Regions from separate parts of the Homo sapiens genome. Here region 2 is linked to region 1. The links are chromatin loops, found by intact Hi-C in ENCODE. Cell type or tissue: chondrocyte. All regions are shown on one strand.

Evidence for each region. A loop is a pair of places that touch in the nucleus more often than their neighbours do. Peaks named below come from ENCODE experiments on the same cell type or tissue, not always from the same donor. Only the 100,000 strongest peaks of a DNase experiment are listed, where the experiment ranks them.
Region 2: it touches region 1 in a loop (2.7-fold over the local background); 2 of 110 quality-filtered maps call a loop at or near these places.

Annotation. Positions count from the first base shown.
Region 1 is chr22:45,199,739-45,207,738 of GRCh38, reverse strand. KIAA0930 reads left to right here. Exons shown (of 10, transcript NM_001009880.2): 3 at 1,827-1,946; 4 at 2,032-2,109; 5 at 2,421-2,522; 6 at 3,754-3,894; 7 at 4,555-4,749; 8 at 7,704-7,866. MIR1249 (microRNA 1249) reads left to right here and starts at 6,720; the gene lies at 6,720-6,785. RefSeq lists a cis regulatory region at 5,340 and an enhancer at 5,268-5,412. In chondrocyte, a CTCF peak has its summit at 1,229; DNase peaks (open chromatin) are centred at 3,848, 4,798, 6,538, 7,688 and 4 weaker places.
Region 2 is chr22:44,972,588-44,980,587 of GRCh38, reverse strand. All of the region lies in intron 2 of PHF21B (PHD finger protein 21B), which reads left to right. Among named protein-coding and RNA genes, the nearest start is that of PHF21B, 33 kb to the left of the region's middle. RefSeq lists an enhancer at 660-1,239 and silencers at 4,766-4,935, 4,665-4,959. In chondrocyte, CTCF peaks have their summits at 4,557 and 4,758 (motif pointing left); a DNase peak (open chromatin) is centred at 4,849.

The DNA of each region.
Region 1 (8,000 bases):
GCACCTGCAAGAGGGCCCAGCAGTGCCCAGCCCCTCGGAGCCCGAGTCAGTGAGAGCACCCAGGACCGGGACCAGAGGCCCCCAGTCAGCACAGCTGCTTCAAAATTGAAAGCCAGGCTGGGCGCGGTGGCTCACGCCTGTAATCCCTGCACTTTGGGAGGCCGAGGTGGGTAGATCACTTGAGGTCAGGAGTTTGAGATCAGCTTGGCCAACATGGTGAAACCCCGTCTCTATTAAAAAAAAAAAAAAAAAATTACGTGTGGTGGCAGACGCCTATAATCCCAGGTACTTGGGAGGCTGGGGCAGGAGAATCACGTGAACCCAGGAGGTAGAGGTTGCAGTGAGCCAAGATTGTGCCACTGTACTCCAGCCCGGGTGACAAAGCAAGACTTCATCTCAAAAAAATAAAAAAATAAGAAATAAATTGAGGCCGGGTGCAGTGGCTCATGCCTGTAATCCCTGCACTTTGGGAGGCCGAGGTGGGTAGATCACTTGAGGTCAGGAGTTCGAGATCAGCCTGGCCAACATGGTGAAACCCCCTCTCTATTAAAAATACAGAAAAAAATTAGCCAGGTGTGGTGGCAGACACCTGTAATCCCAGCTACTTGGGAGGCTGGGGCAGGAGAATCACATGAACCCAGGAGGTAGAGGTTGCAGTGAGCCAAGATTGTGCCACTGTACTCCAGCCCGGGTGACAGAGCGAGACTCCGTCTCAAAACAATAAATAAGAAATAAATTGAGGCCGGGCACGGTGGCCCATGCTTGTAATCCCAGCACTTTAGGAGGCCGAGGTGGGCAGATCACCTGAGGTCAGGAGTTCGAGACCAGCCTGGCCAACATGGTGAAATCCTGTCTCTACCAAAAATACAAAAAGTAGACAGGTGTGGTGGCACGTGCCTGTAATCCCAGCTACTCAGGAGGCTGAGGCAGGAGAATCATTAGAATCCAGGAGGCGGAGACTGCAGTGAGCCAAGATGTGTTGCACTGTAGCCTGGGTGACGGATGGAGTGAGATTCTGTCTCAAAAAAAAAAAAAAATTGGAAGCCAGTCTCCCAGGAGAGGTGTAGACATGCTTTGGTTTCTCTCTGATATGTATTTATTATTGATCTTCAGTAAATTTGACTCTGATCTGTTAACATGGGGCTAATGATACCTGCATTGCAGGGTTGCTTTAAAAGGATTAATAATTTGTAAAATGTGTAGCCCAGACCCCGCCGTCCACTAAGAGCTCAGTAGGTGTCACTATTATCATTGATGCCACTTAGCAAATATGAGCTCTTTAAATCATTATGACAACTTTGAGGGGAAGATGCCCTTAGTCCATTGTACAGATGAAGAAACTGAGGCTTAGTGAGGAGAATGGATGGCCCCTGGGTCCCATCTCCCGTCGCTAGAGAACTGGGGAGCAAGAATTGGAGTTCTGGCCGGGCATGGTGGCTCACACCTGTAATCCCAGTACTTTGGGAGGTCGAGGCAGGAGGATCACCTGAGCCCAGGAGTTCAAGACCAGCCTGGACAACATGGCGAAACGCCACATCTACAAAAAGTTTTAAAAATTAGCCGGGTGTGGTAGCACGTGCCTGTGGTCCCTGTTGCTTGGGAGGCTGAAGTGAGAGGATCATTTGAGCCCAGGAGGTTGAGGCTACAGTGAGCTGTCATTGCACCACTGCTCTCTAGCCTGGGCAGCGGTGTGAGACCCTGTCTCAAAAAATAGTAAGAAAAAAGAATTGGAGTCCTTGTCCATCGTAATGCCTGCATAGTAGTCAGGGAAGAAGAAGAGCACCACAGTGGGCCCTGGGCACTCACTTCTGCTCTGGGCCTCGCAGGCAGCTGAGCCTGAGGTGGAGGTGGAGGTGTACCGGCGGGACTCCAAGAAGCTGCCAGGCCTGGGAGACCCTGACATCGACTGGGAGGAGAGCGTCTGCCTGAATCTCATCCTGCAGAAGGTATGGGGTGGGATGGGTGGGGCTGCGGATTGGCCCTGTGGGATGGCTGACCCCTCCCTGCACGCTGACCCGTGCTCTCTTCCAGCTGGACTACATGGTGACCTGTGCGGTGTGCACACGTGCTGACGGCGGGGACATTCACATCCATAAGAAGAAATCTCAGGTGAGCCCTGGCACGAGAGCCCCCAGCCTCCTAACTGCCAGTTCAGGCTGGGCGTGGCAGAGAGAGACAAGTCCTCCTGCTTGCTTCTCTGCCCTGGAGGTGAGGGGTCTGACTCCAGAAATCTGCTCAGCTCCTGGGATCCCGTATCCCATTCGAGGAGCACAGAACCAGCTTATCCCCCACATCTCCTGGTAGGTCTCTGGCTTTGGACTGGCTCTGGGCCGGGTGGCCTCCCTATACTGGCTTGGACTGGCTCTGGGCCTGTGTGCCGGGTGGGGCCTCACTTGTCCTCCAAATCTGCTTTCTTCCAGCAAGTGTTCGCGTCCCCCAGTAAACACCCCATGGACAGCAAGGGGGAGGAGTCCAAGATCAGCTACCCCAACATCTTCTTCATGATTGACAGCTTCGAGGAGGTGAGCTCTGCACAGGGCCTCTCTCCTTAGCTTCCCCTTCTCGTGAGATGGGTGTTAGGCGCTTCTCCCCGCGGCCTTAGCCTTGCAGAAAGGCATGGGTGGCTTGGAGCCGGGAAGAGTCCGGCTGAGGCAGATGTGGCTCTCTCTCTTCCCAGTGTTTGCTTGTGGGCAGGTGAATTTCCCCGGCGCAGCCTCCGTTTCCTCCTCTGTAAAATCAGTGTCATGATCATCTGTCCTACTTACTGTCAGGGCTGAAGACTAAAAGGCTCCTGAGTGGGAGGACGCCTCATAAACTCTTGCAAGAAGCACTGCCCGGGCGGGAGGAGCCATTATTAATGCTAGTAAATGATAAAGAAGCGCCTCCACGCCTGCACTGACTTGGAATCCTAGGATGTCAAAGAGGGATGGGGTTTCCGGAGTTATCTGGGCCAAGCCTTTGTTTTAAGGTTTGGGAAACGGGCTTGGGCAGAAGGAGACTCACCGAGAAACACAGGGCACTGGGAGGGCGGGGAGGGAGCCGGTCGCAGCTCACTCCCTGCTCTGCCCATTTGTGTCTCTCCTCTGTTGAGGCCCTGGTCGGGGTCCTTGTGCGCATCCAAGGTGCTCAGGGCCCTGAGGACTTAGGAGGAAGGCGTGGGCGTCTGCAGGAAAATCGCAGGCTCAGGGAGGTCATGTCCCCTCCCCAGGCACACGTAGCTCCTAGAGGGCAGAGCTGAGATTTGCGTCTAAGTCTTTGTGGCCTCGGAGCTCACAGTCTGTGCACCAGGTCCTGGGAGCAATGACTCGGGAAGGTGGCAGGATGGGGCCTGTGGCACCTTAGTCTGGTGTTGTCACCCCAGGTGGGCAGTCACCCTGCCACCACACTGAGCCTTTGGCCACACAGGAGCCTCAAAGATGTGGCAGGCAGGGCTGGGCACCCCTAGGCGGTGTGGAGGGGCCCAGACGGTGGCTGACGGTCCTGGTGAACCGTGATGAGGGTGTGCGTCTTCTGCCAGTCCCAGAGTCTCCGTAAGCGTCCCTGTCCTCCCCTGCTGCTCAGCCCCTGCCCCAGTGTGAGGCTGTTCTTGTCCTGTGGGGCTCGGAGGGCATGGGGCCACAGGAGTGTGTGACAGCCGGTTGTCCCCTGCAAAATGGGGTTTTCTGAGCAGCCCTCCCTGCCAGTTGGGCCAGGCTGTGGTGTGGGCGGTGGGAGCTGATGGTCACGTCCCTGTCTCTTTGTGTCCTGGCCCAGGTGTTCAGCGACATGACCGTAGGGGAAGGAGAGATGGTCTGTGTGGAGCTGGTGGCTAGTGACAAAACCAACACGTTCCAGGGGGTCATCTTTCAGGGCTCCATCCGCTACGAGGCGCTCAAGAAGGTGTATGACAACCGGGTGAGTGCGGGGCGGCCTCACGGGTGTTCTTCTGGGCCCGGGGACGGCGGCTCCACAGCCCACCGTGGTCCATACCATGGGGCCCCCCAGCCTGCTTGTGCATGGTAGCGGCCGCCAGGGGTACCTGCAGCCCCTCCGGGCTCCTTCTAGGCGCTCCCTGGTCCTCTTAACGTCATTCTTCATGGTCGGCCTCAGCCCATGCGGGCCACTTGCCTTCATCTGAAATGTGAGCGGGAACTTCCTCCTCAGTCTCTAGTTCCCTGGGAAGTGATGGCTGATGGTGTCGCTGTCACCTCCTCACTGTCACTTGCTTCCTGCGACTGGCCCTGGGAGTGCTCCGAGTCGCCCCCAACTAAGCAAGCAGATGTGGGCAGGCCCCTCTCCCCCAGCGGGCACCATCCGCAGCCAGCCTTGCTGCCAGCCTGGGGCCCTGTCCTCAGCCTGGTCCGTGGTTCATGGGGCGGTGGGAGGGGCACCAGGAGGGGCACCAGGCAGAGATGTGGGTCCATTCCAGCTGCCCCGCCTGCCAGCTCAGACGCTCCCTCCCGGGCAGCCCCCGCTCCTTGAGGGATGGTCGCCCTGGCTGTTCATGTCCTGGGGAGGGGCCCCATGGAGCCATCGCCACCTCCCTGACTCAGGCTGCCCCGCGCCGGCCCCCAGGTGAGCGTGGCCGCCCGCATGGCACAGAAGATGTCGTTTGGCTTCTACAAGTACAGCAACATGGAGTTTGTGCGCATGAAGGGCCCCCAGGGCAAGGGCCACGCCGAGATGGCGGTCAGCCGAGTGTCTACAGGTGACACATCCCCCTGTGGGACTGAAGAGGACTCCAGCCCAGCTTCGCCCATGCACGAGCGGGTAAGGGCTGCACAGCTGGGGGCGGGGGCTCCCATCCGTCAAGTTCACTTTCCACCGTCTCCCCCGTGCTCACGGCCCCCTGGGGACATAGGTGTTGTCATCCCCAACCACCAGTGCGCAGGCCGAGGTGCCGAGCGTGCGGAGGCCCGGACCACCCAGCCCTTCTCTTTGCCTAGCGGTTTGTAGGAGGCACTGCCGCAGGGGAGGCGTTCCTGCCTTGCAGACCTGGAGGGCTGTGCCTGGCCAAGGTCACACCGCAGGCTGGTGCTGGGCCAGAGCTCTTTCTGCCTCCCTGAGATGCCACAAAGCCAGGCTGAGTCCACAGAGCCAGTGGGCAGAAGAGACTGGCTGGGGACCCAGGCCCGGCCCTGGCGCCTGCCTGGGTGGACCTGCTGGGTGAGCGTGGGCACGTGGCCGGCCTTCCCCGGTGAGTCAGATGGGGATGATGGTGACTGAGGGTCAGCCAGCGCATGCAGAGGCCTAGGCCACCCAGCTCTTTGCCCCGCGGTTTGTAGGAGGTTCTGCTGCAGGAGAGGCGTTCCTGCCTCGCACAGCCGGAAACCAGACTTGCCAGCTTGCCCCAGGTCACAAGGTCTCTTGGGATAGCACTGGGCTTGGGGCCCTGCTCTGCCTAGGCCACTCTCCTTCCCCAGGGCGGGAGGCTGAGGTCAGCAGCAGCTTTGTTCCCAGAAGCCTTTGGTGGGGCACAGGCAGGAGAAGGTCTCCAGCCCACTGGCTGCTTTGCTCTACCTGGTTCTTCCAGAGGGACTGCCCAGAGCTGTAGTTCTTGGAAGAGTACAGGTGTGCTGGGCAGGGGGGTGCCCTTGGCACAGGTCCAGGGGCAGTCTTGCCCAGCCATTGTCCAGGAGAGACGCCACCCACAGCCAGAATCCTGCTCTGCTGCTCTCATAACCTTGGGTGTGTCTCTTTTCCTCTCCAAGCCTCAGTTTTCTCATCTAGAAACAGGGCACGAGGATACCTGCTCCTTCAGTATTTGGGAGGCTTTGAGGAATCCGGGGCTTGGCCCTCAGGAGGATTCCCAGGTGGCAGCTGCAGTAGTTGCTGTTGACCTACTTGGAAAGCAGAGGCGTGGGAATGTAAACGATGCATTACCGCAGGCATGCCTGAGATGAGGGAGTGTGCGTTTGTTATACTTTTAGTTCGAGAAAGATCTGAATCATGCATATCTCCGGGTGGTCAGATGTTGGTTTTCTTTCTCTTCTGTATATCTTTTTTTGGGGGGGAGGTATCTTCTGCAATGAATGTGTTTTGCAAGCCAAAGACAGCAAGTGCTATTTTTTGCAAAGATGGGTGAGAATTCCAGGCAGGGGCCTCTCTTGTCTTTGGAATGAGGTGGTTTATATTTCTGAGTTTGTTTCCGAGATAAAGGGCCTGGTTCTTCTCCCTGGTCCTAAATTATGCCCTGGGACTCTGACAAAATGTGTGTGTGAAAGTCCTTACGAAGATGTGGCCCGAGCTCTGGGCTGGACAAACCCGGGTGCCACCTCCAGCCACAGCCTGAGGGCTGAGTGACTACAGGTCACTAGACCTGCCTGAGCCTTGGTTTTCCCATCTGTCCAGCGGGAGTGGCTGTGAGGGGTGTGAAAGTCCCTGGTGCCTTAGCAGCTGGGCAGCCCTGGGATTCAGGAGGAGGGATGTGCTAGGGTCACACAGGGTCAGCAGCAGGGCTGGCCCCTGGGGACTGCCGCCTGTGCGCCTGCTATTACCTGTCTCCTTCTCTGGCGGGGTCGTCTGGAGCCAGTGCGTGACACATGCTGACTCTGTGTATTGTGGTTGCTGCTGTTTGTTTCTTTTATCTTTTAAAAACCTTCCCCGGCTTGTGGGAACACCGTCTGGAGCCCAGCAGCTGCCAGGACTTTGGTGGATGTCGGAGCCGTGACGAGGAGGCTGACGGGGCTCCCGAAGTCTCAGTCCCAGCTCATCCTGCTCCTCAGATTATTGTTGGCATGGGGAGGAGGGAGGAGATGGGCCAAGTTCCCTCTGGCTGGAACGCCCTTCCCCCCCTTCTTCACCTGGCGAACTCCTACTCGTCCTTCAAGACCCAGCTCCAGCGGCATCTCCTCCAGGAAGCCTTCCCTGATTTCCCAGGCTGTGGATCCCTTTTGCCTCTGTGCTTCATGTATCCTGTGCTTCTCTTTCTCTGTCTCCACAGCCAGCATGCTGTCTATGGTTGTCACTCTCTGAGTCTGTCACCCCAGCAGACTGTGAGCTCCTTGAGGGCAGGGACCTGCAATGTGCCTGTCTGTCCTTAGTGCTGTGCCTGCCTGGCCCTGAGTGGGTGTGAATGTTTGGTGAACAGAACCAAACGTGATTAGAAGTGGGGAGAAGACAGAGGCATAGAGCTACTTAGCACAGTATTTCCTGTGAAGGGTGCTGGGAATGAGAGGGATGGGGCCACGTCAGCCCTGAGAAGTAGGATGAGGAGCGTGGCCCTGGGGGACAGAAGACAGGGCTGCTGCCGTCCTGCTTGGTGACCACAGGCAAGCCAGGGTCTCGGTCCCTGCCTTAGTTTCCCCATGTGTCAGATGGGCTGACGCTAGCCCCTGTCTCACGGAGCTGGAGGCTCAGAGGGTCTGTGTGTGGGGCCAGTGCTCACTCAGCGTCAGCAGCTGTTGTTACTTTGTGCTTGAACACCCCCTACCCACTGTTTGAGGCCCAGAGGAGGGGGGTCTTTCTGCCATTTGCGGCAGCAGCCTGGCCCCTCCTCGGGTAGCACTGGTGGCCAGGTGTCCTGCTGGCCCCTGGGCTGGAACGCATCTTCCAGTCTCTAGGCCCCACCTAGCACGGGCCGGCTGGGCCTGGGTCCTCCTGGGCCAGCGGCCTCTTCCCTGGGAGCTGTGTCAGGTTGTTTGAGGGTGGGATAGGAGGGGCGTTGGGACCCCCGGGGAGGGGGCTGTTCTGCTACTCTGGTGACTTTGGCTGCTTGTTCCCAGGTGACCTCCTTCAGCACACCCCCCACCCCAGAACGGAACAACCGGCCTGCCTTCTTCTCCCCATCCCTCAAGAGGAAGGTGCCCCGGAACCGGATCGCTGAGATGAAGAAGTCGCACTCGGCCAACGACAGCGAGGAGTTCTTCCGGGAGGACGACGGTGGAGGTGACCCCCCACTCCGTGCCCTAGGGTCCCCGTGCCCTTCAGTCTCTTCTTGATCCAGACCAGTCATTCATTCATTTATTCATTCATTCATTTGTTCATTCAGCAGCACTTAGAGAGTGGGTGCCATGTGCCAG
Region 2 (8,000 bases), 230 kb after region 1:
GTACCACTCATCCCTTTTCCAATCTTTATCACACACAGCTCCTCCAGACCCCCTTCACTGGGTTTTACTTATGGGCTGGCTCTGTCCCTGAGATGTGGCCTGTGCTGCATCCCTGGGCCTCCAAGGTCTGCAGTGTGGACGCCCTGTGTGGTGATGCCCGGTAACCCTGCAGGGTGCTGGACATACACTCAGGAGACTCTGGGAACCGTGTGTCCACATCGCTACATGTTACCTACTTCAGCGTGGGTGAGCAGTGACTGCAAGCCAGTCTGAGGTGTAGATAGAGACACCTGAGACCCTGAACCTGTCCTCCAGGAGTCCAGATCTTCCACTGGGGGCCAGACATGCTGACATCCTGCAGAAAGAAACCAGTGCTCCTTTTGGAGTGGTGAAAATGTCCTGGAACTTGGCAGGGGTGGTGGTTGCACAGCTTCGCAAATGGAGTAAATGCAGTGGCCTCGTAGGCTTTGAAATGGTTACTTCTTCTTTCCTTTTTTTTTTTTTTTTTTTTTTTTTTTTGAGACGAAGTCTTGCTCTGTTGCCCAGGCTGGAGTGCAGTGGCGTGATCTTAGCTCACTGTAGCCTCTGTCTCCCGGGTTCAAGCGATTCTCCTGCCTCAGCCTCCCGAGTAGCTGGGACTACAGGCACCCGCCATGATGCCTGGCTAAATTTTGAATTTTTAGTAGAGACCGGGTTTCACCATGTCGGCCAGACTGGTCTTGAACTCCTGACCTCAAATGATCCCCCTGCCTCAGCCTCCCAAAGTGCTAGGATTACAGAAGTGAAATGGTTACTTTTATATTATGTCAATGGTTTTACCTCAATGAACAAAAACAAGCAAGACAACAAGACATTTTGAAAGCCCAAACACCATAAACTGGGCACAGCTTAAAGTGTCTGAGCACACACAGCCGGTAAATGGAGATAGTCATGGACACCAAGTCTCCCTCTGAGCAGGGAAGGAGCTGGAGGAGCCAAGAGGGGAGAGGCACAGCTGCCACGGCGCTGGGCACGTCACAGGCCAGAGTTGGAGAAGGCTGGGGAGGACACTGGGCAGACATGAGACAACCTTTCCTTTCTGCCACTGGCTGCCCTCCAGGGGCTGCAGGAAGGGGTCAGGGTCTGCCTTCCTATGGCTGGGAGGGGGCTGGCAGTCCTGCAGCCCCGCCTGTCCTTAAGACTGCCTCCTGAGTGCCCTTGCACGACCTCGGGTGCCTGTCAGAGACCACGACAGCCTCTGGAGTGTTGGCTGCTCTTTCCCTGGTGTCACACGTGAACTTGGCCTTGGCCACTGTGTTCATCAGGCCGCCAATACCAAAGGACCAGGGCTGCTCAGAGAGGCAGCCCCCAGATGGCACCTCCTCCCTGTACCCCACTGCCCCCAAGCCAGCAGGAGGATCCTCCACACTCTAGATCTCTGCCAAGCACTGTGGGTGCAGGAGAGAATGAACCAGATGTGGTCTACCCTTAGGGGGCTGCAGCTGGAGCTGCCTGAGCCACGTGGCAGCGAGGTCTAGGGGTGCTGGAAAGGGACAAAGCTGGAAGAAATGTTTTCTGAGCCCAAAGTGCAGTTTCATTGCAGGGGGTGGTTGTTACTGGGGGTGAGGCTGTGAACTGGGAAGATGCCCTGTCCTGCGTTTTCTCCCCGGGGCCAGTGGGCCTGCCTCACCTGGGATCTCCAGATGCAGCAGCTGCACGCAGAGTCTACACAGCAGTGGCCACCTGGTTCCCCTGTGGACACATCCTTTGTTCCTCAGAATGAAACCATCTTGTCAACAGCCTTCGCCTATGGGAGCCAGGAGATTGGTTAGCTCCTACGGGAGCCAGGAGATTGGGCAGGTGTAGTAGAAGAGGAAAAAAGGGCGGTCATTCTACAATTGGGAGGATGCCTTACCCGAATCAGAGAAATGCTGATGAAAACCACAGGGAGGCTGGGCGTGGTGGCTCACGCCTGTAATCCCAGCACTTTGGGAGACCGAGGCGGGTGGATCACTTGAGGTCAGGAGTTTGAGACCAGCCTGACCAACATGGAGAAACCCTGTCTCTATGAAAATACAAAAATTAGCCAGGTGTGGTGGCGCATGCTTATAGTCCCAGCTACTTAGGAGGTTGAAGCAGGAGAATCGCTTGAACCCGGGAAGCGGAGGTGGCAGTGAGCCTAGATCGCGCCACTGCACTCCAGCCTGGGCATCGCAGGGAGTCTCCATCTCAAAAAACAAACAAAACAAACAAAAACAAAATCACAGGGAGAGTCCTTTTTGTTTCTTCCAGACGAATACCAACACTGAAGGAGAATGATGACGGTGTTGGGGGCTCCTGGGTGTGAGGAGTGCTGCTGGGTGGGAAGTGGGAGAATTTGGAAAACAATTCGGAAACATCTAGTAAAGATGAGGGGAGATGTACATCTCCTGCAAACCGGAGATCCCACTTGTAGGTATTTCCCATAGAGAAATTATTACACACGTGTCCTGGGAGGCCTGAAAATCCTAGCAGCCAAAATGAAATACAACAGAATGTGGCCACCACTGATGGATAATGGATAAATATGCACATGTATGCACTGTGTCTACAGCAAGGAAAAGGAATGAGTGAGGCCACGTGCAACAACCTTGACTCTTGGGAGCTTGGAGTTGAAGTTTTCTTCAAAAAGTTGCAGAAGAAAACTTCATATGATTTCATTTAATTAAAGTTCAAAACATGCAGGCCAGGTGCAGTGGCTCACACCTGTAATCACACACTTTGGGAGGCCATGGTGGGAGGATTACTTGAGGCCAGGAGTTCGAGATCAGCCTGGGCAACATGGTAAAACTCCATCTCTACAAAAAAAAAAAAAAATGAAAAATGAGCTGGGTGTGGTGGCATGCACCTGTAGCCCCAGCTACTCTAGAGGCTGAGGTGAGAAGATCGCCTGAGCCCAGGAGGTTGAGGCTGCAGTGAGCCATGATTATGCCACTGCACTCCAGCCTGGGTGACAGAGCAAGATCCCATCCCAAAAAACAAGCGATATCCTTTTTTTTTTTTTTGAGACACAGTCTCGCTCTGTCACCCAGGTTGGAGTGTAGAGGTATGATCGCATCTCACTGCAACCTCCGCCTCTCAGGTTCAAGTGATTCTCCTGCCTCAGCCTCCCAAGTAGCTGGGCTTACAGGCGCACACAACCACACCTGGCTAATTTTTGTATTTTTAGTAAAGATGGGGTTTCACCATGTTGGCCAGGCTGGTCTCAAACTCCTGACCTCTGGTGATCTGCCCACCTCGGCCTCCCAAAGTGCTGGGATTACAGGTGTGAGCCACCACCGTGCCTGGCCTGATACACTTTTTGATATACATATGTGGTAAACTATTAAAAAAAAAGTCTGGGAATGAAAAATACAAAATAGTAGTAGTTACCTGTAGCGAGTGGAGGATTTCAAAGTGAATATTTATTTTATTTTTTCCTTTCTTCGTTTTTTTCTTTCTTTTCTTTTTGAGACAGGGTGTCATTCTGTCATCCAGGCTGGAGTGCAGTGACATGATCACAGCTCACTGCAGCCTCACCCTCTCGGGCCCAGGTCAGCCTCCCTAGTATTAATAGCAGGGACTACAGGAGTGTGCCACCTTTTTTGCATCTTTTGTAGACACAGGGTTTTGCCATGTTGCCCAGGCTGGTCTTGAACTGCTGGGCTCAAGCGGTCCTCACACCTGGGCCTCCTAAAGTGCTGGGACTGCATTGTGAGCCCCCGCCCGGCCCTGGCCACTTTCTTAACCCGAGTGCTATGTACATGGATGCTTCTGGTATTATTCTTCAAATGTTACACGTTTTAGAACCTTTAATCTCTCTTCAGTACTTAATAAAACATCTGTATGTTTTTAAATGGGCCTGTAGGTGTGGGGCTTCCTGCCTCAAATGTGAAATTCTGTGCTTTAGTACAGGCAGATGGGTCTGGGCTGTCCTTGGACATACAAGGACCTCCAGGGACAGGACACTTCCAGCTCCCCAGAGGCTGCAACTTGTATAACTTGCAGAAACAAGACGGAACAGTCAAAAGTGCATGAAACCAACTGTGTAAATTGTGAAATGTGAATTGTAATTTTGCTTTTTTCCTTCTAAAATGGCATGAAGTCCACATTTTAAAAGTTTGGATAGGGAAAGATTGGTCAATGGGTACAAAGTTACAGTTAGGTGGGAGGAATAGTTCTGGTGTTCCATTGCACAGCAGGGTGACTGTTGTGCTAACAATATGGTATTATGTATCTTAAGACAGTGTGAAGAGAGGATTTTGAGTGTTCTCACCACAAAGAAATAATAAATGTATGAGGCGATGGATATGCTAAATACCTTGATTTGATGATTACACAATATGTACATGCATCAAAATATCCTACTGTACCCCATGAATATGTAGTTATGTGTCAATTAAAAACAAAATGTTTTCTTGAGACAGGGTCTTGCTCTGTCGCCCAGGCTAGAGTGCAGTGGCGCAATCATGACCCACTGCAGCCTCAGCCTCCTGGGCTCGGGTGATCCTCCCACCTCAGCCTCCTGAGTAGCTGGGACTACAGGTGTGCACCACCATGCCAGGCCAAATTTTTTGAATTTTTTTGTAGAGATGAGGTTTCGCCATGTTGCCCAGGCTGGTCTCGAACTCTTGAACTCAAGCAATCCGTCTGCCTTGGCCTCCCAAAATGCTGGGAATTACAGGCGTGAGCCACTGTGCCCAACCCAAAATTTTTAAAATAGGTTTTCTTTTTAACCAAGGTAAATTCTGGAAATGAAGCAAAACTGACCAGCGCCCTCTCCTGGGCGAGTTGGAAGTGGAGCCCTGGGTGGGAGGACCCGCTGGCCCCAAGAGCCCTGCTGGTTCAGCACCACGGACAGCACTCAGGGCAGCCTCTTTACTGGGCGTGGCCGTGGGCTTCCCTCGCTGATTTGGCCGCAGCTTTGGGGAGGAAGGTGGCAGGAGCCTGGGTTCCCTCCTGCCTTCCTCGTAGGCTGAGATGAGCTGGAAGAAGCTCATGCCACAGTGCGCAGCATAGCTCGGTGTTCTGTAAATGCTTAGAAAACCCTCTCTGCTGTCAGGGCAGGAGGGCGCCCAGTGATGAGACCTGCTTGCGACTCATGAGGGGACTCCATGTGCAGTACCGATGTCACCAGGCCTAGAGGGACGCCTGCTCTCCATACACTTTCTAGGCTGGCTGGAGGGAGGGGAGGGACAGGGGCCTCTTATGGCTCTGTGAGACACCCACCCAAAGGCGCTTCCTGCTCCGGAAGGAACAGTGTCACGGTGGCCAGAGGGGGAGTCCAAGGCCAGGCAGGTGCTGGTCACTCCTTGGGCTCATCCCAGGCGTGGGGCTGGCTGAGGGAGCTGAAGTGTCTCAGCCAGGAGCTTGGACCCTTGATTCTGCTTCCCTGGAGAAAAGGTGGGTTTGATGGAGAAGGGGTGAGAGGAGGATGGTGATGGGGGCTTCAGGAAGATTCTCTGCTCTCTTCCCTCAGCCAAGGGTGCAGATTGGGGAGCAGGTGGAGAGAGAGGAGAAGGTGGGGTCAGCGTCCAGGACAGGCTGTGGCTCCATGCTGGAGGAGAGACAGAGACCGACAGGAGGATGTCTGAGGATTCTTTCAGCTTTGAATTGTAGGATGTTTGTTTCTCATCACAACACCCATGTGTTAATTCACATTTCATTTTGATCTGCTTGTTCAATGATTGGGTACTGAGTGGTATTAATATGATCAGAATTTTCAATAACAGAGAATATTACGCTATTCATTGAAACAAATTGGTTGGCATCTATATCTCCATATACCACCCTGGTCTTATTAGATCTAAATCATATTCACGCTCAGCGCTCTGATTTGAACTGTAAACCCAGCATGGGAGGCGGGATACCTGCTGTTTGAAGAGCTCTCTTTCTCCTCCAATTTCTGGTCTGATTGGACACACACTGTATAGCACCAGGCTGCATCTATGAGCAGGTCAGGTGGTGACGAGGGCCCGGAAGTGACCCGCTGTGGTCACAGTGGATTTGCCTAGTGTTAAAACTCAATGTAAGCTGCACGGATGTAGGACTTTGTGCAGGGTGGTACCAACACATGTGGGTATGTCGGCTGTTTGGGTGAAAATGTAAGCATGTGTCATGTCAGGGTGTGTTTGTGCAGACCTCTGTGTCCTTAAGCATATGCATTTTTTTTTTTTTTTTTAAGACAGGGTCTCTGTCGCCCAGGCTGGAGTGCAGTGGTGCGATCATGGCTCACTGCAGTCTCAACCTCCTGGCCTCAAGTGACCCTCCTGCCTCAGCCTCCCGAGTAGCTGGGACTACAGGCATCCGCCACCATGCCCAGCTGATTTTTATATTTTAGTAGAGACAGGGTTTCGCCATGTTGGTCAGGCTGGTCTCGAACTCCTGGCCCTCAAGTGATCCACCTGCCTCGGCCTCCCAAAGTGTTGGGATTACAGACGTGAGCCACCGCACCTGGCCGCATATGCACGTTTACAGCATCACACACAAACACTCCAGGCAGAGAATGGAACTGATAGTCACGCCTGTCTGCTGTGGCCTCAGCCCAAAGCTTTTAGTACTTCTGAGCAAGGAGGAGTGTCAGCCTGGCCAGGGTGTCTCACTGGTGTCCAAAAACTACGCCCCTAGTGTTGTTTCTGCTAATTCTGCCTACATTGTCCTTACCTGCCTCCTCTTCTGGCTTATTCCTGCTAATTTGTTAAGAATTGACTTGGCACCACCTCCTCCAAGAAGTCTTCCCTGACTTCCCAGTGCTGGGCTAGGTCTTGTTCAGCTAGTTGCATAGCTTCTGGGGACAAGAGCCACACTTTCCTCTCCCATGGCGACCCCACCCTTACACTGTCTTGAGAAAGCTGGGAATACAGTGGGTACTCTGTATATGTTAGTTGTGTTTCAGAATGGTTCCTTTTCCCCTCACCCCAGTCAAGCACAGTGGGATTTTTCTCCAGTATTCACTTGGAGACCCTGGTGGGGTTTCTGAAGGTAAGCCTTATAAAAGTGTGCCCCCCACCCCACGCTGAGCCCCTAGGTTTTAAGTCTTGAGGTAGCCCCCACTCAGCTTGAGCAGTTCGCTGAAGTTGCCTTTTTGTTCCTCCCAGTTCCTGGCTCCAGCAGCCTGTCCTCACTGTGAGCTGTGGTTCTCTGTCTCCGCCTGTCTCTTTAGTTTTAGGGTTGGCTGTTTGTCCTGTAACCTCAATTTTCTGAGGATTCTAAGAAAAGTCACTGATTTTCAGTTTGCTTAACTTTTTTCTGGTTTCAGGGGTGGGAGCTGACATCTGCCAATCTGGAAGTTGATGTGCATAGGTTGAGTGCACTTGAATCTTCTCTTTGCTTCTTTGGCGGACCCAGGGTCCAGGGACAGGGAGGGGACAGGGTGGAGACCAGCAGACCCCGTTTTCTCTGACTGGGGCCTGAGGACCTGAAGGGAATGCAGCCCCTCGGGGACTTCTGTATTAAACACAGACACACAGACTCCACCGGGCTGTGATGACTGGGGGTGGGGAGTCAGTCATAGTGTTTGCACTTAATTCTGACAACAAAGCTGAGGGTCATCAGAGCCCGGAGTGGGAGTTTGTTAAAGTGACAGTCACCTGGTGTCATTCTCACAGCTGAGGACCTCCTGCATGGCGGGGAGGGTGTGCCTCCTCATCTCTGAGCGCCCTGCCTGCCAACCTCCCTCCCCCGCCCCTACTTCCTTGGCCTACTTGGGCCTTGGCACCAGGCCTGTGCCAGGGCCCAAGTTGTCTGGCAGCAAAGACACAGTCCCTGTCTGTAGGGGGACGGACACACAGCTCCTTTGCACACAGCTTTGGGACAGGGAGAGGGGCAGAATCCTATTTGTCCTAGGAGAAGCTCAGCTCCACCTGGGTGGGACATGCAGCAGGTGCTCAGTGTTTGTTGACTGACTGAGTGAGGGCTTTCAAGGACCCACACGATGTCCGCTTCTGCCCAGAGCACCCTGAGCCGACGTACATGAGGAGTTTCCACTGAGGAGCCATGTCAGG